Linked DNA regions of Mus musculus: region 1 is linked to region 2. The links are chromatin loops, found by intact Hi-C in ENCODE. Cell type or tissue: heart. All regions are shown on one strand. Links, peaks and the distances in the headings refer to the core of each region. The heading gives the core; the rest is flanking DNA.

The links. Hi-C counts contacts between places; a loop is a spot of excess contacts. Peaks named below come from ENCODE experiments on the same cell type or tissue, not always from the same donor. Only the 100,000 strongest peaks of a DNase experiment are listed, where the experiment ranks them.
Region 1: a loop joins it to region 2, with 2.2 times the contacts of the local background. A loop is called at or near these places in 2 of 42 quality-filtered maps.

The regions. Positions count from the first base shown.
Region 1 is chr19:41,841,345-41,852,325 of GRCm38, reverse strand. It overlaps Frat2 (frequently rearranged in advanced T cell lymphomas 2), which reads left to right and starts at 4,194. Exons shown (of 1, transcript NM_177603.3): 1 at 4,194-6,354. The coding sequence starts at 4,415. The coding sequence ends at 5,110. In heart, for the core only: a CTCF peak has its summit at 5,788; DNase peaks (open chromatin) are centred at 3,925, 4,215 and 4,995; H3K4me3 peaks cover 2,924 bases; H3K27ac peaks cover 2,655 bases.
Region 2 is chr19:41,908,244-41,919,224 of GRCm38, reverse strand. It overlaps Pgam1 (phosphoglycerate mutase 1), which reads right to left and starts at 7,354. Exons shown (of 4, transcript NM_023418.2): 1 at 7,039-7,354; 2 at 3,346-3,620; 3 at 2,402-2,582; 4 at 560-1,619. The coding sequence starts at 7,177. The coding sequence ends at 1,450. In heart, for the core only: CTCF peaks have their summits at 4,315 (motif pointing left) and 4,515 (motif pointing left); DNase peaks (open chromatin) are centred at 6,324, 6,674 and 7,364; H3K4me3 peaks cover 4,083 bases; H3K27ac peaks cover 3,036 bases.

The sequences.
Region 1 (10,981 bases), core at 1,938-9,937, 68 kb after region 2:
CTGGTCTACAGAGTGAGTTCCAGGACAGCCAGGGCTATACAGAGAAACCCTGTCTTGAAAAACCAAAAACCAAAACCAAAACAAAAAACAAAAAAGAAAGAAATCCACCTGCCTCTGCCTCCCAAGTGCTGGGATTAAAGGCATGCGCCACCACTGCTAGGGTTTCTCTGTGGTAGGCACATGCAATGTGACCTTTGTCTTTTCACTGACACTCAGGCTACAGCATGTGTCAGTACATCACTCTTTACAATTTGTCTCTATGTCTTTTACGTATGCACACGTATGTATGTATGTACAGGTATAATATACCCATGCATGCATGCGTGTGTGGAAGCCAGAGGACACACTGGGTATCTTCCCCAATCATTTTCACCTTACTTTTTTTTAAAAGACAGGATCTCTCAGTGAACCCAGAGCACAATGACTGGCAGGAGTGACTGGTCAGAGAACCCAGAGCACAGTGATTGACAGGAGTGACTGGTCAGAGAACTCTTGGGGTCCTTCTCTCTCTGCCTTCCCACACTGGGTGAACATGACTTTGCTTAACTTTTTAAGTGGGTGGAGGGGATTCGAGAACTCGGGTTCTTAATGCTTGCATGGGGAAGCACTTTACCCATGAGCTGTCCCCAGGCCCCTTTAGTTCCTTTTAACGTCATCAGTAGCATGGGTTTTGTTGTTGTTGTTGTTGTTGTTGTTGTTGTTGTTGTTGTTGTTGTTTTGGGTTTGTTTGTTTGTTTGTTTTTAAAGGGCTCTGGATTGAATCTCTTACCAGGAGTGGAACCGTTCCTGCTTCCTTTGTTATCCGCTCATCAACCAATGGCAGCACTCCCTTTTCGCATGTCAACATCCTAAAAGTATTGCTGCTCCCTAGGGTGTAACTCCACTCTAGTACTAACCCTCAGCCTTCCAGAATACAGCATCCCCTATCTTACAGATTAGCAATGGGAGCACACACACACACACATGAAGTGACCTCACCCAATGGGTTCCCCATTACCCTAGCTGGTGTCTCTGGAGGCAGGTATGTTAAAATGAGGCCCGGGTGGTGTCTCTGTGGCCTGAAGGAATGCTGAAGCCCCGGAGTCCTAGGTTACTGCAGGACTCTGAATGCTTGCAATGTCTCCTTTCCAGGCCGGTAGCCAGGGTGCCAGCCACGGTCCGCTTGCATTACTTCCTCTTTGGATACCTTCTCGTTACTGTTAATTGCATCTGGGCCTCTCTCACATTTTGTGTTTTGCTTCCTAACCCAGGATACTCCTCTCCACCTCCCACTGGCCCAGCACAGGCATCTCTTTCCAGGCTCTCCAGAGAAGTGGCCGAGAAAATGGAGCAGGGCTCCTACTGAAAGGCATTCAGCTCTGTAATGAACGTCTAACACATCTGCACCTCGGCATATTTACATAGCAATCTCCACACAAAAGCAACGTTACAAAGGGAAGGCTTTTTTCTCCCCTCTCTTTCTTCTTTTTTTAAACGCCTTCTCACGGCTCCATTCCCTACAGTAGTAAGAACACTGTTGGAATTACTCTGACAGGAAGACAAAACAACTTCCAGGGATGCTGGGTTAGAAACAATAGCTTTGCCAGACCCATTAATGTTTAAAGCCAATGGAGCATAAAACTGCTTTTCTCTACTTACAGCCAGGCATCATCTTACAGAGCAGAGAAGGGGGGTGTGGAATTGCCATCTTAACTCTGCTGAAATCCATAAGCCCTCTCGTAATTTTCATTCTCCTTGAAATTCTCCAGTAAGTACCATCAGAATGAAAATGAGACTTTATCTCTGGGGAGAACAGCTTCCGGTTTTCAACAGTAAAAGAGTGTGAAGAGATGGGAGATGGAGATGGAGATGGAGGAGGGAGCTGCCTGATGGGAAGGTGCTCTCAGCCAAACCTGCCGAACTGCTGTAGTTATGACACACCTTGAAATTTGGGAGAGTGCTTTCAGGAAGTCCCTAACCCATTCCAGGGCAGAGTCGACAGATAGCACAAAGTCTAGGATTCTAAGGGCCATTCCGGCCCTAGTGGGATTGCCTTCAGGGTCTGCATTACTTAGTGGGCTCAGGGGATAACATTTATTATTAAGATATTAGCTCTTTCCCCAGGGAAATTGCTGGAAGAGAGCCCAGAGTCAGTAAAGCACTGGGCCTAATCCCACAGTACATTTGTGTAATGCCTGACAAAGCCTGCTCCCATCACCTCGTTTGATCCTGAAAACAATCTCCAAAGGAGGCAGGGCAGGGATTTTTTTTTTTTTTTTCCATTTTACAAGTGAAAACACCTGTAAACTGATTGGCCAGGAGTCCCACACCCAGTTTGTAGTAGGGATGAGACTTGAATCTAGGTCTTTGTACAACCTGTTTAGAGCTCTTTTGGTTCCCATAAGACAGATCAGAATATTTCCAGCCCCACCCATCCTTCATACCCACCAGTTCCCAGCATCTGGAAACTCAGGACACAGCCTCTGTGTAACGACCACACTCCTCTGTTTCAACCAGGAAATATTGCCCTGGTTGGCAAGCCGAGGGGGAAGGGAGGGGAGAAAATTAATTTCATCTCATCTCCCTGAATCAAAGACCAATCGAAAAAAAACAAAAAGAAAAAAAATTACGGATGGATTTGAGAAAGAAACAAAACCCTCCAAATAACAGCAACAAGGTAGGGAGACTAGATCTACCATTGTTAGAATGGCGTGGTGGCACACGCCTTTGATACCAACACTTGGGAGGTAGAGGCAGGTGGATTTCTGAGTTCGAGGCCAGCCTGGTCCACAGAGTAAGTTTCAAGACAGCCCGGGCTATCAGGGCTATACCGAGAAACCCTGTCTCGAAAAAAGAAAAAAAAAAAAAAAAAAAAAAGAAGTCTCAAAGGAAGCTAGCCAGGATGCTCCCAGCACTTGGGAGGCAGAGGCAGGCAGATCTTTGAGTTTGAGGCCAGCCTGGTCTACAGGGTGAGTTCCAGGACAGCAGGGCTACTCAGAGAAACCCAGTCTAAAAAAAAAAAAAAAAACCAACCAGGCAGTGGTGACGCATGCTTTTAATCCCAGCACTTGGGAGGCAGAAGCAGGTGGATTTCTGAGTTCGAGGCCAGCCTGGTCTACGGAGTGAGTTTCGGGACAGTCAGGGATACACAAAGAAACCCTGTCTCGAAAAACCAAAATAAATAGATAAATAACCATAACCAAAACCAAACCAAACCAAAAAAAAAATATATATATATATATAACAGGCAAACTGAAAAATGTCAATTTCACCTGTAACATGACTCATATACACAATAAGGTTTTCAATGACTAAATTCTAGTCGTTTCAATGAATGACGTATATCACATATTAATAAGAGTGTATTCACCCAGTTCTAGGTTTTCCATACATATTACAAAAAATAAAAGGGCCAAACTAAAAAAAACTCTTATCCTTTGACCTAAAACTCCACTCTTAGGAATGTACTCTGAAAAATGAATCATAAATTTGGAAAAGTTTTATGGGAAAGAGCATTAGTCACACACTTACTACAACGGCGAACTCAGAGAAACAGCAACCGTTGAAGGAATTTAAACAATTACAAGTACTTAATGGAAACTTACGTAATCGGTACAGTGTTTTCAAAGCGCGTGCAGTCACCGGAAAAAGCGTTTATAATTTAATGCGACTGCAATGCTTTTGTGTGTGGCTGTATAATGTACAAAGAGGAGGATGAAGGGGGGGGGGGGAAGCCTGTTAATCTCGTTTGAATCCTATGGTTACGAGAACATTTTCGTTTGAACTACAAAAAAAGTCAATTCGATGTAGCTCTGAGAAACCGGAGCAAGTCTGAGAAGCTCTGACCACAGGGTCGGCTTCCCAACCGTCGGGGTCGCCCCTCCCCGGGCCAGCGCAGGCGTTACCCACACGTGGGGCTGGAGCGGGCGCGGCAGAGGAGGGGCTGGGTGTGCTGGGGGTGTGTCCGCGAGTGGGAGCAGCCAATTGGCAGTCGCCGAGGGTGCCTCCTAGGACCGAGAGGTCCTAGGACCTGGGCTCGGCGAAGTCGGTGCCCCGTCCCCGGAATCGCTCGCAACCATATAAACTATCTCTGGGCAGACAGTGTGGGCAGTGGTCTCGCACGGTTTGCGCCGTCCCGCGCCCCTAAGTCTTCTAGCGAACGTCTCCCCCCACGGTCGCGCGCGGTGGTAGGAGCCGCGCGACGTCACCCATTGTTTACAAATCAACCCAAGCCGGCAGCGTTCCGGCTCCCGCGGCTCTAAGGCGCGCGGTACCTCTGCCCGGTGGTCCCGGCTTCCGCATCCCCAGGCTCGGCCCCCTCCTGGCCCGGCTTGGGCCTCCGCCGCGCTCCCGCCCCAGCCGCGGCTCGCCGAGCCCGCGGCCAACCGAGCTGCCAGCGACGCCCGCACAGCCGCGGGGGCCCGGGCGGGGGGCCATGCCTTGCCGGAGAGAGGAGGAGGAGGAAGCCGGCGACGAGGCAGAGGGGGAGGAGGACGACGACAGCTTCCTCCTGCTGCAGCAGTCGGTGACTCTGGGCGGCTCGACCGACGTGGATCGGCTCATCGTCCAGATCGGCGAGACGCTGCAGCTGGACACGGCGCACGATCGCCCGGCCTCGCCGTGTGCCGCCCCGGGTCCCCCACCCGCGCCTCCGCGGGTCCTGGCGGCGCTGTCGGCGGACAAGACCGGGACCCCAGCGAGGCGGCTGCTGCGGCCGACGGGGTCAGCAGAGACCGGGGACCCTGCGCCTCCGGGGGCCGTGCGCTGCGTGCTGGGGGAGCGCGGGCGTGTGCGGGGCCGATCGGCGCCCTACTGCGTTGCGGAGATCGCCCCGGGTGCCAGCGCGCTTCCCGGGCCGGGGCGGCGAGGGTGGCTCCCCGGCTCCGTGGCTTCTCACCGAATCCAGCAGCGGCGGTGGACAGCAGGCGGAGCGCGCGCGGCCGACGACGACCCGCACCGGCTCCTGCAGCAGCTCGTGCTCTCCGGAAACCTCATCAAGGAGGCGGTGCGCAGACTCCAGCGAGCGGTCGCCGCGGTTGCGGCCACGAGCCCCGCGAGCGCTCCGGGGTCCGGGGGTGGCCGAAGCGGACCGGACTCAGTCACTCTGCAGCCCTCGGGCGCCTGGCTCTGACAGGGGATCCCTGGAGGAGGAAGAGGACGCCGCTACGCTGATCCAACAGTGTCTTGCCCGGGACTGTGCGGAGCAGGAGCTGTCGTCCATCCCTCGGGCTACAGCCTCAAAGTTACCGGCCGCGAGAGGCTGTTAGAGAAAACGGACTCTACTGAGTAGCACCAGCAGCCGAGGACCTGGGATCTACCGGTTGAACTGTGGCAGCTACTTAATCCACTTGGACCTGACTTAGCCCTTATCGTGTGCTTGGATTGTTTATAGATGTGGCTCGCAGGGGCGGGAATCGGGAGGGCTTCTAACAATACTTGAAAAACCAATAGTAGATATGATCTCGTTATTTTCGGGTACAGAAGCTTTCTGAATATGGTGCTACAATTGCAGAGCAGAGCGGTTCTAGGGTGAAGAACATAAGTTGGCAGATTTATGTTGGTGGGTTGACAACGCTTGCTTTCCCCTGCTTAATTTGTGATTATGAAGGTTGGGGACCTGGTTGGTGAATTCTTGAAGGTGGGGAGAGATGAGTTTAAATGGGGACATGCAATTGATTCGACCTTGCCAACTTGAACTCAAGGTCAGGTTGGTAGAGTGGAGTGTTGTGGGATTCTTGGGAGCGCTCACCCCAGTGTCTTTTTCTGGAGCCAAGCACAGACCGGAGTGTCCCTTTGCCACCGCGTGGAGTCTCCCGAGGACACGGCCGACATGGCCATCCTTGTAGGAAGAGTTATTTGCGGTTTCTGTGCTTTGCTTTTCCAGAACTACTTCTGCTAGGCCACTCTTTGGCCATAGCTCCAGCTTTCTCAGAAATGGTCATAAGCAACCTCCTGATCTCCCTGCGGCCATTGTGTTTGTGGTGTGTGTGTGTGTGTGTGTGTGTGTGTGTGTGTAGGGGGGAAAGCAGTGGGCACACTTTTCTGCTCTTTTGACCCTCTGCAGAGTTGGAGGGCGCCTCTCCTGCTAAACCTGTCAGTTCTTGGTGAGTGACTGAAACTTTTTTAAAATGTGACTCCCAGAGGAGAAAATGCTGGCTTTTCCTCTTGTGAACCCCGAGGGGCACCTCAGGTGCCATCCCAAACTTTAAGGTAGCTAAACTTTTTTTTTTTTATGATTCAATGGCTCGGTCATCCTCCAGATGTGGCTGTTGATGTACACTTCGCAACGGAGTGTCTGAAATTGTGGTGGTCCTGATTTATAGGATTCATAATTAAAATGTCTGCTGAATAAATTTGGTTTTTGTTTTGAAAAAATGGTCTTTGTTTTTGTTTGGAGTTAAGAGGGGGAAGAAGACCTATGTGAGGTATCTGTACTTGGGGTAACTGGGGGGCTGGGGCTAGCGCTATGCTTTAGTTAACTCCTGGAGGCGGTATGTTTGAGTATCTCTGGCTGTATTTTCTTTCTTTCTTTTTTTTTTTTTTTTTGAGACAGGGTTTCTCTGTGTAGCCCTGGCTGTCCTGGAACTCACTTTGTAGACCAGGCTGGCCTCAAACTCAGAAATTCACCTGTCTCTGCCTCCCGAGTGCTGGGATTAAAGGCATGCGCCACTATGCCCGACTTGTATTTTCTTTTACACACATTCTGAGATAGGTTCTCAGTGGCCTAGAGCTCACTATGTGTAGGTCAATCAGGCTAGCCTCATACTCAGAGATTTTTCCCTATCTCTGCTTCCTGAGTTGCTGGGGTTACAGGATGAACGGTGTTCACTTCACCCAGCTATCTGCATTTGATACATTTACACATTGATTTGTTCAGTGTATGGAGGGTTCACATATGCATTAGGAAAGCCTATGAAAATCAGATGGCGATTGTGGCAGCTTCTCCCCTTCTACTTAGGCCCTAGACATCAAATTTGGGTAGTCTGGCTTGGCGGGGAATGCTTTGAGAACTTGAGGACAAGGAGGCGCTGTGCAGGGAGGGGAACATTCTAAGAATGGGAGCCTTCAGCCGTGGTCTATTGGGCGAAAGAACCCAACGTTGGTTTGTTTTGAGACAAGATCTGTGTCGTCCAAGCTGTCCTGAAGCTTGCCATGTAGACCAGGCTGGCCTTATTCCCTGCCTCTGCCTCCTGGGTGCTGGGTGCTGGGATTAAAGGCCTGTGCCACTACATCTGGCAAAACCCAAGATTGAGCCATTTCTTTGGCAGTCATTGAATGATTTGGGATAGTCACAAGGATTAGATCGAAGTTCTTTTGTTTTTTGGTTTTTCGAGACAGAGTTTCTCTGTGTATCCCTGGCTGTCCTGGAACTCACTTTGTAGACCAGGCTGGCCTCAAACTCAGAAATCCGCCTGCCTCTGCCTCCCAGGTGCTGGGATTAAAGGCGTGCGCCACCACTGCCTGACTTACTCTTCCCTTTGGGGGACAGGATCCCTGTATGCATCCCAGATTTGCCTCTGTGGGTAGTTCTGTTTTTATACCCCTTCCCCAGTGCTGGGGTTACAGGTGTATGCTGTCATACCTAACAACTTTTTTGGAGATTGTTTTGAGTTTGAGACAATTTCACTCTTAACCCAGGCCTTACCTCCGCTTTCCTTGTGTATTTATACCTGTAAAAAGCAACATTTTGGTACAGCTGACCTCTGCTACCAAGTCCTCTAGCTGTGTACCATCTCCCCCTATGGTACCCAACATGATGACCTACTAGTGCTGGAGGACTCCAGCATCACTCTACTGCCGCCTGCAGGCTTTGTTATAATGAGCGAGTCCCTGCCCCCACCCCCACCCTGTGCTCCTCTTCTCTCACTGGTAGAACAGTCCTGCCTAAATGATTGGGAGGGTGAAGTATTCAAACCAAAATTCCTCATTCTTGGAAGTAAGTACCCTATGGATTTATATACGCCGAGTGGTAGGCATACTCTGCAGAGACGAGGATGCTGAGGTTAGACCATCCATTAGACACTGAAATTGTGACTGTGCGTGTGTTGCTGTAGATTGAACCCAGAGCTTCACAGAAGCCAGGCAGGCACTCTGCTACTAAGCACTCTTCCCAACCCCTTTTATATTAACTTTTTTTTTTTTTTTTTTTTTGGTTCATGTGTTTGTGGTTGAACACGAGTACATGTATTCATGTGTGTGGAGGCCAAAGATGATCATGTCTTCCTTGGTCACCCTCCACCTTATTTTGGGGATGGAGACAGTCTGTCTCTGAATTCACTAATTCTGAGCTCACTAATTCAGCGATACTGGAAGGCCAGCAACCTCTCAGGATCCTTCTGGCTCAGCCTGCCAAGCACTTAGATACTGGGATTACAAATGTGTGCTTCCTACCCTAGCCACTGCGTGCCCTGTCTTTTAAAATGATTTATTCATTTATTCATTCATTAATTCAAGACAGGTCTCACTATGTAGCTCTGGCTCTCCTGGAAGTCACTGTGTAGACCAGGCTTGCCTCAAAAAGAGATCCCCCTGCCTCCTGAGTGGTATGATTAAAGGTATACAGTACTGTTGTACCCAGCTTTTGTTTTGTTTTGTTTTGTTTTTTAAGTGTGGGTACCAAGAATGCAAACTCAGTTCCCCATGTTTGTATACCAAGTACAAGTACTTACCTACTGAGTCCCCTCTAGCCCCATTTCTCACCACCTAATCTGATGTTGATTTGCCATCCTGCCTCAACCTCCACAGTGACAGGGGTTCCAAGTACGCACCTAGATCGTGTGAGACTTTTTTTTTTCTCGAGACAGGGTTTCTCTGTGTAGCCCTGGCTATCCTGGAACTCACTCTGTAGACCAGGCTGGCCTCGAACTCAGAAATTTGCCTGCCTCTGCCTCCCAAGTGCTGGGATTAAAGGCGTGCGCCACCACACCCGGTTGAGACTTTTTTGATACCACATCTTCTGCAGCTGGATTTAATAAAGTCTTTTAAGAAAATCCCACAAACCTAGGCTCACCAAGTATTCACAAGAGCACCCTCCCCCTCTTCTCACACACTTTGTGCATCAGCTACACAGATGCAATGGCTGGGGATGGAGGGTGAGCTGGAGTTTGAGATGCCCTAGAAGAACATGAGGTTTGAGGGCTGAGACCTGCTACAGAGGGACTAGAAGATCCCCAGGAAGCACACAACAAACAGCGTGTAGCTGTTTCATTCAGAATTCTAGGTTCTTGGTAAGATGAGCCTGGACTCACAAAACCAGGATGCAGACAGACATCTTAGGAGACTGCAGCCTGGCCAGAACGGCTACAGCAATGAAGTCGGAATGGTGATTGCTGCCAAGGACAGACATCTACAGGAACCAGCAAACTAAGAGAGGAAAGGGGAACTGAGCTCTGCTATGGGCACATACCCTGCTGGGCACCATTTGTAACTTACAGTGGAAGGGCAGAATCTAGGCTTCAGGCTTTTAAAGTTGATCTCTTGCCTTGGGCCAAAGCCTGCCCACGTGGCTTTTGTGGTGGTGATGGGGCAAGGCAAGGAGGAAATATTTTGGTTCTGTTTTTTGTTTTGTTTGAGACCGTATGTTTGAGTTCATGTATCTCTAGTTGACCTGGAACTTGCTCTGTAGACCAGGCTGGCCTGGAGCTCACAGAGGTCTATTTCCTGAATGCTGGGATTAAGGGTATGGACCACTACGCCTGACTAAAGCATTTTAATGATGAACGCATGTAACACTGTTCAGGGACACACTCGTGGCTTCAATAATTTCCATCTAGATTCCAAGGAAGTTCTAGAAATAATAGGTTTACTAGGCTGGTCCTCCACAATAGCAGGAGGGGAGATGGGGGAAAGAATTACAGTCATCCTCCTGCTACTTGTAGTCCTGGGCTTAGCTCTCTCCCACAAGCCAGTCTTTTTCGATATGCCACATGTCGTGAATAATGTCCTGCCAACTTGGATACAAAAGTCCTCCCAGATGGTCCCAGGCTTGGAGTCCAGAGGGTTGATTTCCCTGAAAAACACTCTTCAGCCTGTCTTCCCACATCCAGTCCCTCCAAGGCTGTGACAAGAACACGAATTTCATTACACCAGATGGGTTTCACAAGTCCAGCATAAAAAAAAGATGGTCTCTAAGGTTGGTATGTGTTCGAGAAGGCCTTCAAAAGCCTGCATGAGGGCTGGAGAGATGGCTCTGTGATTAAGGGCACTGGCTGCTCTTCTAGAGGTCCCGAGTTTAATTCCCAGTACCCACATGGTGGCTCACAACCATTTGTAATGTGATCTGAGGATCTCATCTAGTGCGCATGAAGACAGAGTGCTCCTATACATAAAATAATTCTTAAAGCCGGGGTAGGGGGGTGGAGGGTAGGGAGGATGCAAGCCTTTAATCCCAGCACTTGGGAGGCAGAGGCAGGCAGATTTCTGAGTTTGAGGCCAGCCTGGTCTACAAAGTGAGTTCCAGGACAGCCAGGGCTATACAGAGAAACCCTGTCTCGAAAACAACAACAACAACAAAAAAACCCAAACAAACAAACAAACAAACAAGCAAAAAATTCTTAAAAATAAAAAAAGAGCCTACATGGACTTAGGCTAAGGGGGAAGTCCCTTCTGCTCGAGTGATGTCTTCCCCCAGGTTGGTCATGGTCTTTACGGTTGCTTGGGTCCTGACCTGAATTCTCCTGGTAGTGATCTCAGCATTTGCAAAAGCTAGAGAATCCCTAGAGCCAGCGCAGGTCCTGAAAGTGTCTCAGTGAAGTCACCCGAGGAAGCAAAGGCCATTTCTAAAAATACTGCATCTTGGAATGGTCCATTCCTAGTAGTCAGCCCAGGAGTGACTTTTGGCTAGGACACTCGGTCCCTGAGAACGACAGAATGATGGCCACAGAACGGTGTGGAGAGGCAGGGTTGAAATGGCTCCTCTCTACTGGTGCCTAAGCTCCCCTGATAATACTGAGCTGGGGAGTGGGGGCACAGCTCTAGGGAAGTGACCAGGAGAAGCTGAGTT
Region 2 (10,981 bases), core at 1,057-9,056:
CCCCTGCCATTCTTCCACCTTTACGTGAGTACAAGTATTGAACTCCAGGTCACTAGGTTTAAATGGCAAGTGCTTTACCTGTTTACAGAGCCATCATCTTGCCAGGCCTCCTGATGCTTAACTTACTCTTTGGTTTACCCGTTTGTATGTATGTATGTATTGTATGTGCACCATGTGGGTGTGTGCTAGAAATCAAACCCACATGGTTTGATTTTGTTATATACAAAAGCAACAAGTACTCTTAACCACTGAGCCACCCCTCCAATCCTTCATTCTTAAACTCTACAGGAGATTCTGGGAAGCCATGTTGGACATCCAACAGTTATTGGTTTCCTTTCCCAACTTGGTTACGTCAGTGTATTTAATGGCTGGTGAGGTGTACTTTCATGTGTATGGGTGTTTCCCCGTGAGTATGTTTGTGCACCGTGTCCAAGGCCAGAAGAGGATGTTGGATCCCTCAAAGTAGCCAGCCACCTCTGGCACCTTTAAAACAAGAACTTAATGTGCATCTCAAACTGAATGCTGTGGTTTTCTCAGACCACAGACACAAGACAAACAGTAAAGTATTGCACATCACTCCTTTATTATACTGATCTGGAAAGAGACTTAGTTGTTACGCCCAAACGAGCTCTGAACCCACACGGTAGGGTCAAGCAGCTGGAACATGATTCAGACAGTGAAAGACAAAAACTCGGACATGATCCAGGGGTACTTCACCTCTACAAAACAAGGCCAAGGGATCCAAACACAGCAAGAGGTACAAGGAGTTTATCCCACTGATATGAGGAATGGCTTATTTTCTGGTGACCACACAGGACTGTTTCAAATGTCACTAGCAACCTCAGAGTTGCTTTTGTGTGCTGATAATATGTATATATACTTTTTTTTGTAAAAGTAAGTGTAACATAGACTTGACAAGATTGATCCCAACCTTCTAGGGCCAGCAGCTCCTTTAGGGTCAGAGAGAAATTAGGGTTAAAAATCACCATGAGGTTACTTCCACTCTCCACTGGAATGACTATGCCCCCAGTTACCTAACTGCAGGAAGAGTGCAGGACAGGTTCCAGGGACAAAACTGGACTGCAGCTTTTCATTGGTCACACCACAGCACAGTTCCTCCCTGAATTCTTCCTAAGCAGACCCTTAGTAAACAAAGACCTAAGAAAAACTATAGTTACTATCTCTCAACTCTCCTGGTACAGGGAGCTGTCCCTCGATGTGGTCCGAGAACCTGCACCCCCAGAGGCGTTATTCTGACTAGATTCTATGAAGGGAGTGGGTGCAGGGGATAAAATACTACAATGAAAACGGGAGCCACAGGCCCCCATCTGCAGCTACAACTTAAACTTAAAATCCTAAAGACATAGTCAGTGTGGCAGGTGCTGGGGAGGGTGCAGGAGGCAGGAACAGGCAGGGAGGGTGTCGGGGTAGGAGTCTGCCTCTTCGCCTTCACTTCTTCACCTTGCCCTGAGCAGCCACAGCTTCCATGGCTTTGCGCACGGTCTCCTCGTCTCCCAGGAACTGCATGGGCTTGATGGGCTTCAAGTTCTTGTCCAGTTCATAGACGATAGGGATGCCCGTGGGCAGGTTCAGCTCCATGATGGCCTCTTCTGAGAGACCTAAAAGAGCCACCATTTTCAGCCACAAGAAAGAGTCCACATCCCCTATAGATTTACTCTTTATCTACTAATAGCAAAGCACTTAAGTAGGAACAAACAAAACATCCTTTCTGTGGATCTAGTGGATCTTAGTGGATCTAGTGCCCCATGGACCAGCCCCCAATTACAACTTTCAAGCCTCTTAACATTAGAAAGAGTGACTAAAGTATACAAGATTCTAAGATGAGCCACCAACAAACTGCAGAAAGTTACACTACAGAAATCCCTACAAAAGTACATGTGGAAAAGCAGAAAGGACTATGTTCTCCTGGAACATCCTATAGCCTAGCCACCTGCACCTCTAGGTCCTCAAGGCCTCTAGGACCTGCATCATTATGATCACAGTTTCAGCCGGCACTCCTAAAGCAAGTAAGCATGTACGTTAATGCATAGAGTCACTTAGCATGTGACAGTTCTGAACTGAACATCCTATATATAGCAGAGTGTCAAAGGCCCACTGTCACTATTTTGTAACGCACTTCCTGTTGCCTTAGAATCAAGGTCTCACTATATAACCCTGGCTGGCCTGGAACTCTAAGTGATTCTCTTGCTTCAGCCTCCCTGGTGTAAGCCACCACATCCTGCTGGCAGACCGTAGATTGAGAAAGGAAGAAACAAGTTTGTCTTTAAGTCCATCTGCACTATCATACTTTCCCCAGAGGTTTCCTTGCTACAAAACTCAGTCTGATGCTAACAGCTGTGTTTAATCATCCTTACGGACTCCTGGAAGAAGATACACTTACCCTCCAGATGCTTAACGATGCCCCGAAGGCTGTTGCCGTGGGCGGCAATCAAGACCCTTTTCCCCTCTTTGATCTGGGGGACAATTTCTTCATTCCAGAAGGGCAGTGCTCTGGCAATAGTGTCCTTCAGGCTCTCACAGGAGGGGAGCTGGTCTTCAGTAAGGTCTGCGTACCTGCGATCCTAAACAACAACAAAGGCTTATTTCAAGGTCGCCAGTTATTCCAAGTTGCACTTCATGTCTATCAATTCTACCTAGCTCTGATCTTAAGGGATTACGTGACTAATGAACATCTCCCTCAAGGGTCCAGAATGCAGCTCAGAACTTGAACAAGATGATCAGTAGTCACTGCTCTGCATCCTCATTTCCCAATCCAAAACACATAATTTAGAATCCAGGGAAGAGGTTTAACAAAACAAACAAGGTTTCCCAATTCACTTTAGTTTGCTGCTAGCTTGGGAAGGCTGGAAATGGCTTTATAAATGGCAGTGGAGATGTGGAAAGAAGGTACCCTCTCAGATACAATACTAACTTCTAACTAAATCCTATAACAAGTGAAGGTCATTACTTAGCAATGGGAGTTATATTACTTATTACTATTGTAATTTTATAAGGTTAATGACAAGATGTAGACACAAAAGAGGCCTAGGGCTGGAGAGATGCTCAGCTGTTAAAAGAGAACACTTGCTGTTCTTCCACAGGACCCAGGTTTGGCTCTCAGCACTCAGAGGTTCACAACCACCTCTAGCTCCACAGGATCTGATCTCTTCTGACCTCCAAAGGCACTAGGCAAGCATGTGTGCACATATATACAGGCAATATATACAGGCAATATATACAGGCAAAACACCCATACACATAGACTTGGAAAATAAGAACTTGGAGTGAGGCCCACATGCTAACTCAATGCTGATGAATTGACCGCACCTGCATCGGTAACCATACCTTGCTGATGTTGCTGTAGAAGGGGTGATCAGGCTCCATGGGAGGCGGTGGGACATCATAAGATCGTCTCCAGATCTTTACCTGGGCCTCACCATGCTTAGCAGCAGTTTCTGCTTTGTTGAGACCTGTCAGACCGCCATAGTGTCGCTCATTGAGGCGCCAAGTCCTGACCACTGGCAACCACATCTGGTCAATGGCATCCAGGACTGTCCAGAGGGTCCGGATTGCTCTCTTCTGCACAGAGGTGAAGCAGATGTCAAATTCATAGCCAGCATCTAGAAATTAAGAAGTGCAAATGAGCCAGGTATTGTGGCACATGCCTGTGATCCTGGTACTAGGGAGACAACAGGGCTTTGTGAGTTCAAGGTCAACCTGACCTCCACCGCAAGTTCCAGGACAACCCAGGCTACAAAGAGTCCTTGTCTCAAAGAAGGAAAAAAGTCCAAGTGAGAAGCTAGCAAGGCTAACATGAGCTCCAAGGATTTTATACAGAAGTCTCTTTGGCAAAGCATTTATTATCCTTGCATCCCTTGAGTGAAATTTTGTCGACTTACATTACAGCAAATAGCACACTTCCTCTTGACTCCAATAATTCCAATAATGCAGTGTTAACCAACTAACCTGAGGCTATACATCTTACTCTAACTCCTGAACACATTTTGATTGAAACCATGTTCAATCCCCAGAACCCACACAGTGGAAGGAGTGATGACCACAAGTTGTCCTTCCCCCATACATGCACCCCAAGGCATGCACATGTGTACAGACCTGTGCTTACTCAATAGAAAAATGGGTTTAATTTTGTTTTAGTGAAAAAGGATCATAAATAAAGGGCTGAAGGGGTGGCTCAGTGGTTAAGAGCACTGACTGCTCTTCCAAGAGTCCTGAGTTCAAATCCCAGCAACCACATGGTGGCTCACAACCATCTAGAATGAGATCTGACGCCCTCTTCTGGTGTGTCTAAAGAGAGTGACATTGTGCTCACATACATAAAATAAATCTTAAGCCTTCTACACCAGGAAGGAGCAAAAGGGGAAAAAAAAAAAGAAAAAGAAAAAGGATCATAAAATTATGAACTCTGGGGCTGGAGAGATGGCTTGGCAGTTAAGAGCACTGACTGCTCTGCCAGAGGTCCTGTGTTCAATTCCCAGCAACCACATGGTGGTTCAGAGTCATCTGTAATGGGATCTGATGCCCTCTTCTGGTATGTCTGAAGACAGCTACAGTGTACTCCTATACATAAATAAATCTTTAAAACATGTGAACTCTTTAAGTCATAGCTAACCTTTCTAAAGGGCTCATGCTCCCATACCACACTGTGATTTCGTCTTCACTAGAATCCTATGATGTTACTATCTTCTCAACCCATTTTTAGCAGACAAGCAAATAAAGACAAGCACTGGGCTCGGCAGCATGTTTTTAATCCCAGCTCAGTAGAGGGAGCCTGGGGGAATCTTGAGTTCAAGCCTAGCTAGTTGGACTTGTCTTTATATTTTTGAATTAAGGAGCTGTCCCTTTTCTTATCCCAGGACACACCCCTGTGTTCACCAGCACACAAGGCCCTCTTCAAGTTTAACCACAAACTTTTCTGGGCATTGCTTCATATTGAGACTAGCAACAGTTATTAAAAAAAAGAAGTAAAATTTCCTGCCAGTCAGTCAACTGACAATGAGGCCACTGAGACCAGCTAGTGGGGACAGGGAAGATTAATACCAGGAAAACCACTACCACCCACAAGGAAAGACAATCTCACCCCCGAGCCTCTGGACAAGCTGATGAGAACTGACAGCCATCATCACAGCCTTCACCATCTCCTTAACCAGGAGAGGAGGGATGTTCCCCAACAAAAGGCTGAGTCACCCACAGAACAAGCCTCAGCACCCGTGATGAGATGCTACAGGCTGCTGTCTCACTGCAATTATTTCCAAATAGTCCCCAAGGACAAAGTGGTACCCCCTGAGGACCCTGGCAAGAATGCCATAGCATCAGAAGCACAAAGACACACCCATTTAATCCAAAGTACAGCCAGGGGGACAATGGACTCTCATCCCCCCCTTCGCCCCCTCACCCCTGGCCTTCCTCCGCCTGAGGCTGCATGGAGGCCTCTCTAGTTTCCTTCTGAAATCTGCAGGAGGAACACTGGTGGAATGAATGGTATGCACCTTGGGTCTTTTCTGTTACTCAATTATCCACAGGAGCCCTCAGTCGGTTTTTGCTTTTAATCTTCCATCCTTTAATCATCTGTGATATCTCTGGGAGATGCTAAACTTACAGTAGCTTTATAAAGACAGTCCAGCTGTGTAGTCCAAGTTGGCCCATGCTCTATAGCCTCCCTTCTTAGCTGCCTGGGTGCTGAGAAAAATTACAGGCATGCAACACCATGTGCGCCTAACGTGTGAGGTTCTAAAACTTAGTGCTATAGTATTTAAGGTTGAAATGGATCTTGTTATTTTCCAGCTCAACGTATAATCATCTTATACCCAGAGAACAGAGGCAGTTAACTTTGTCCTGAGCTAGGCATAAGCAAACTACCACAGGTCTACACAGTGCTTCATGGCACAGAGCTCAAGAAAATGGCTTCCTTAACCAGTACTTTCCTTTTTTCTAGCCTCTCCTACATAGGCCATGCATCTCAAAAAGCAATGTTTCCTTGCCTCAGGAATTCGTATTCAAAATCTTCCCTCATCTGAAAAGGGTGTACAAGAAGCTAGGGAGGGCAACCAAGACACAAGATCACTTCAGGTAGGCATGAGCAACCCTTTTACACAGCTACTGCCGTGTCCAAGTTAGGATGTGCCCTAATCACCAAGAGAAGTGCCTCTTCACTACAGGGAGCGGGGAGGCCTTGCTTTCTTATTAGCATTCCAAAATCACAGAGAACTGTGGGTGGTGCGGGGCACCCAGCATGGATAGGCAAAGGCGAGCTTATCTCCTGGACGCTTTCACCCTTTGCTCTGCCTCTGTCCTTGGCCAAGGGCCCGCCAGTTCCTCACACTTACTTGTTACTCCACCCAGAAATGGGGCAAGGACACTGGATTAGAACTAAGTTTTGTATGACCTTGGACAAATCTTTCCAGTCACTTTTCTAAACTATAACAAGAGGACGGAGAGAGGTAAAAAGGAGGGAAATTAGATCTGCCTGCTTCATAGGGCTGGAGAGAGCATCAACTGAAATCACCCACTCACATTCCTGGATTCGGTTTTGTGGTTTGCTGCTGTGCTACAAAGCTCTCCGAAGCACGCGGTTTCCAGGTTGTCTCAAAGGCCATTAGACATCCCCACCTAACACCCCCCCACTACCCAGGGCGAGCCCGTGACCTGCCGCTTCGCCATGATGGGCAGGCGCCTCAAGTATACTCCGGTACAGCCACTGATGTCACGGGGAATCGTCCGCCAGGCGCCCTAGGCCCTCGTGGTACCCTAAAGGGTCCTGGGCGCCACAGGTGGGGCTGCTCGGACCGGAAGAACAGATTTTAGCCTAGCGGCGGCTGTGCCCTCTTTCTGGCACAGACTCTCAGACTTAACGGGGTGACCTTGACAAGCGGGTTCCCCACCCTGCGTTCACCTCCCCAGATGAAAATTCAACTGCAGAGGCCGACCGAAGTGCCCGCCTCTCGAGAGGGCCCGGGGGCTCAGGCGACCCCTAGGCCGGTGCTGGCCCAGTACGCCACACAGCGCTCGTCCCGCTCGTACCTCGCAACGCCTGCCCGCCGCGCTTCGCCTCCTCGTGGCCCGCCGGGCTCAGGTCGGCGTCGTACCAGCCGCTGAAGCGGTTCTCCAGGTTCCAGGCGCTCTCGCCATGCCGGATCAGCACCAGCTTGTAGGCAGCCATGGCGACGGGCAGAGGATGCAGCAGCAACTGAGGATCGCCGAGATTCTCTTCGCAGCCCGCCCCCCGCCCCGGTCGCGCCTGCGCACTTACAGTCTCCCGCCCCGCTTCCGCGCACTTTCTCCCCGAAATCTTTCCACTCGCTCGACAGACCGCCGCCCGCCCCGTGTGCGCATGCGCCTCAGGCAAGTTCTGCGGCCTGCTAAGGGGGGGGTGTAGTGCACCGCGGCGGCAGTGCGCATGCGTTGTACGTAGCGGTACCCGCGTGCTACCCGGCAGTCACGGAGCGCACGTAAGCAAGGAGCGCGGAGGGTGCTGGTTGCGAGCTTGAGCTCCAGGCGCCGACTGGACACGCCGCGCTTCCTCTTTAGGGATGATCAACTATCCTCTGACCAGTTCTTCAGCCCTGCCAGGCCACAGTCCCATCCCTGCGCAATTCCAATATACACCCTTTTCCTTTTAACTTGTACTTCGGACAAGTCATAAGACGTCTCAGCCTCACTTGTAAAATACTCTATAAACCTAAACGTGGGTTGTTGCTATTTCCCTTCAACAGAACATTGTTCTTTTGGGTTGTTTTGTTGTTTTTTGTTTCTAGTTTGTTGCTTTTTTTTTTTTTTTTTTTTTTTTTTTTTTTTTTTTTGAGACAGTCTCTCTGCGTAACCCTGACTGTCCTGGAACAAGTTCTGTAGACCAGGCCTAGAACTCAGAGATTTCCTGTCTCTGCCACCGAAGTGCTAGATTAAAGGCGTGGTTCATCACGCCAGTTAGAGCACAGCTTTTTTTTTTTTTTTTTTTTTTTAAGATTTATTATTTATTTTTATGTAGCTGTACAAATGGTTGTGAGCTTTCCTGTGGTTGTTGGGAATTGAATTTTTTAGGACCTCTGTTCGTCCTGGTAGGCCCAGCTCGCTCCAGTCGGCCCTGCTTGCTCTGGCCCATAAATTTATTATTTATTATTATAAAAATAATAGTACAATAATAAATATATACATATGCATTTATAACTACATATTATATAATAATAAATAATAAATATGTATTTATACATAAGGCCACTGTAGATGTCTTCAGACATGCCAGAGGAGGGCATCAGATCTCATTATGGGTGGTTGAGAGCCACCATGTGATTCTGGGATTTGAACTCAGGACCTTCAGAAGAGCAGTTAGTTACCTGCTGAGCCATCTCATGTCGCCAGCCCCAAGAGAACAGCTCTATATCCCTTTTCTTCTACTAAATGTTGATTCTGTAGCTGAGAGTGTGTGGAAGCTCCTGTGTAGGTGTACAGGCTCATGTCCTTCTGAGAAGCAAACGTTAGGCCCTTACAACATTACAAAAAGGAATGTCTGTCTCTCCTTACCCCAATTTTAGTATCCACTTGTTAGGACCAATTTCTCCTGCCCAGGCTGTGGACTCTTAGTTTATTTCCATTAAACTTCTTCATGAGCATTAAACATTAGCCAGACAGTGGCCTATTACTAAGATACTAAGATAGTGTCATGAATTCCTGTCCTTTTAGTGGAGAGCAAAATCCACATTTAAACAATTGACAACAGAACTGAGCCACTTTCTGTACTTTCGACAGAGAGCCAAGAAAAGTTTTAACATGAGATGGTCAAGTACCTACTACAGACTAAACAGAGTTAGTGCTTTTGTGCTTTATGCGTATTAACGCCTTCCCCCCCCCCCCCGTCTGTCTGTCTTTCTTTCTTTCTTTCTTTCTTTCTTTCTTTCTTTCTTTCTTCCTTCCTTTCTTTCTTTCTTTTTCTCTTACTTTCTTTCTCTCTCTCTCACTCTCTTTCTTTTCTTTCTTTCTTTCTTTCTTTCTTTCTTTCTCTCTCTCTCTCTCTTTTCTTTCTTTCTTTCTTTCTTTCTTTCTCCCCCCCCCTTCTGTTTTTTTCAGGCAGGGTTTCTTTGTACAGCCCTGGCTGTCCTGAAACTTGCTGTATAGACCAGGTTAGCCTTGAACTCCTCCTCCTGAGTACTGGGATTAAAGGCATCTAGTTTCATAATAACCTTTGAAGCAGGCACTTTTGTTCCACATACACTATAGATGAGAAAGCAGGATAGACAGACAGTCCCACTGAGGTTACAAGAACTGAGTTCAACCGTGACCGGCTGGCTCAAAAGCCACACTCTTATGCCTGTGGCACCCACAGGCTTGCTGCAATCCGTTGACCTTAAAGTTGGGGTAGAATTTGATTCACAACTTTTTTTTTTTTTTTAAATAAGATTTCACTATGTAGCTCTTAGCTGGCCTGGGTAGACCTGGAACTTACTGCATAGACCAGGCCAGCTTCAAACTCATAGAGATCCTCCTGCTGCTGCCTTGGTCCAAGTCCTGGGATTAAAGTGTAGGCCACTCTTCTACTTTACAGCCCTCAAACTGCAGAATCTCATCTCAAACTGCTGAGAGCTTCATCTTTTAAAATGAGCATAATAGACAGAGATGCATTGGTCCCAGCCGCTTGGGCTAGAGGATCAGTTCAAGGGCAGCTTTGGCTGGCTACAAGATTTCCTGTCTCTCCCCCCCCCCCCAAAAAAAAATTATAGATGAGAAACCAGAACACAAAGGCAAACTGTTCAGGGGCCTCCTCTGTGCATTGACTAGCACCCACCACCTCCTTCCTGGCACTGGGAGAAGATGCAACTCAGTATTCAGTTTGGAACAAATCTTCACAGACGGGTTCATAGTTCACAGCGCTACACAGCTAGGCCCTCCCTTCTCCCTTTAAGAGTGGTTGTGTGGGGGTGGCGGTGGGGGGCTGGAAAGATGGCTCAGTGGTTAAGAGCACTGACTGCTCTTCCAAAGGTCCTGAGTTCAACTCCCAGCAACCACATGGTGGCTCACAACCATCTGTAATGAGATCTGATGCCCTCTTCTGGTATGTCTGAAGACAGTTACAGGGTACTCATATACATAAAAATAACTAAATCTTAAAAAAAAAAAAAATTCCACAGGGAGCCTACAGACAAAAGTTTCTAGGGAAGTTTTCTCTCTCTTCCTGTTGTAGTCTGTCAGGAGCTTGACCAATCTGAGGCTTTGTCAGATTTGCCAGAGGTCCTGGCGAAAGGACAAAGGGAACTTTAGTTCTGTGTCCATATCCAGGAGCTGACTTGGCAAGGAGCCTAGGCCTCCTAGGAGTTAAGAGTTTGGGTCCTGAGAACCCTGCTTTCTCCCCAGAAGGACTATGGTCATCAACTGTGCCTGAGGTATCCTATGTCCCCTGCCAGCACTGCTTCATTTAGCTTTCTGCTGACCTCTACTCCCCGCAAAAAAACATGTAAGACGATGAACTTTTTAATAAACTTGCTTGACATAAGTCTCAGCTGTCTATCTGTCTTCTTCTTCTTCTTCTTCTTCTTCTTCTTCTTCTTCTTCTTCTTCTTCTTCTTCTCCTTCTTCTCCTCCTCCTCCTCCTCCTCCTCCTCTTCCTCCTCCTCCTCCTTCTTCTTTTTTAAAGATTTATTTATTATATAAACACTGAAGGTATCTTCAGACACACCAGAAGAGGATGTCAGATCTCATTACAGATGGTTGTAAGCCACCACATGGTTGGTGGGATTTGAACTCAGGACCTCTTAACCGCTGAGCCATCTCTCCCACAGCCCACCTAACCCTCCAGGACCCTGTCCCGAGGCTTCCAATCAGCAGTCATCGTCACCTAAAGCCAGGCTTCACTTCTAAAATCGATTTTCATATTTTCCCTTTGTCTTGGCCCTAATCTGTGTCCCCTCTGTGACTCTTACCAGATTCTGCTCTTGCCTCACAAAATTCAAGATTTCTGTGCTTTTGCCTAATTAGG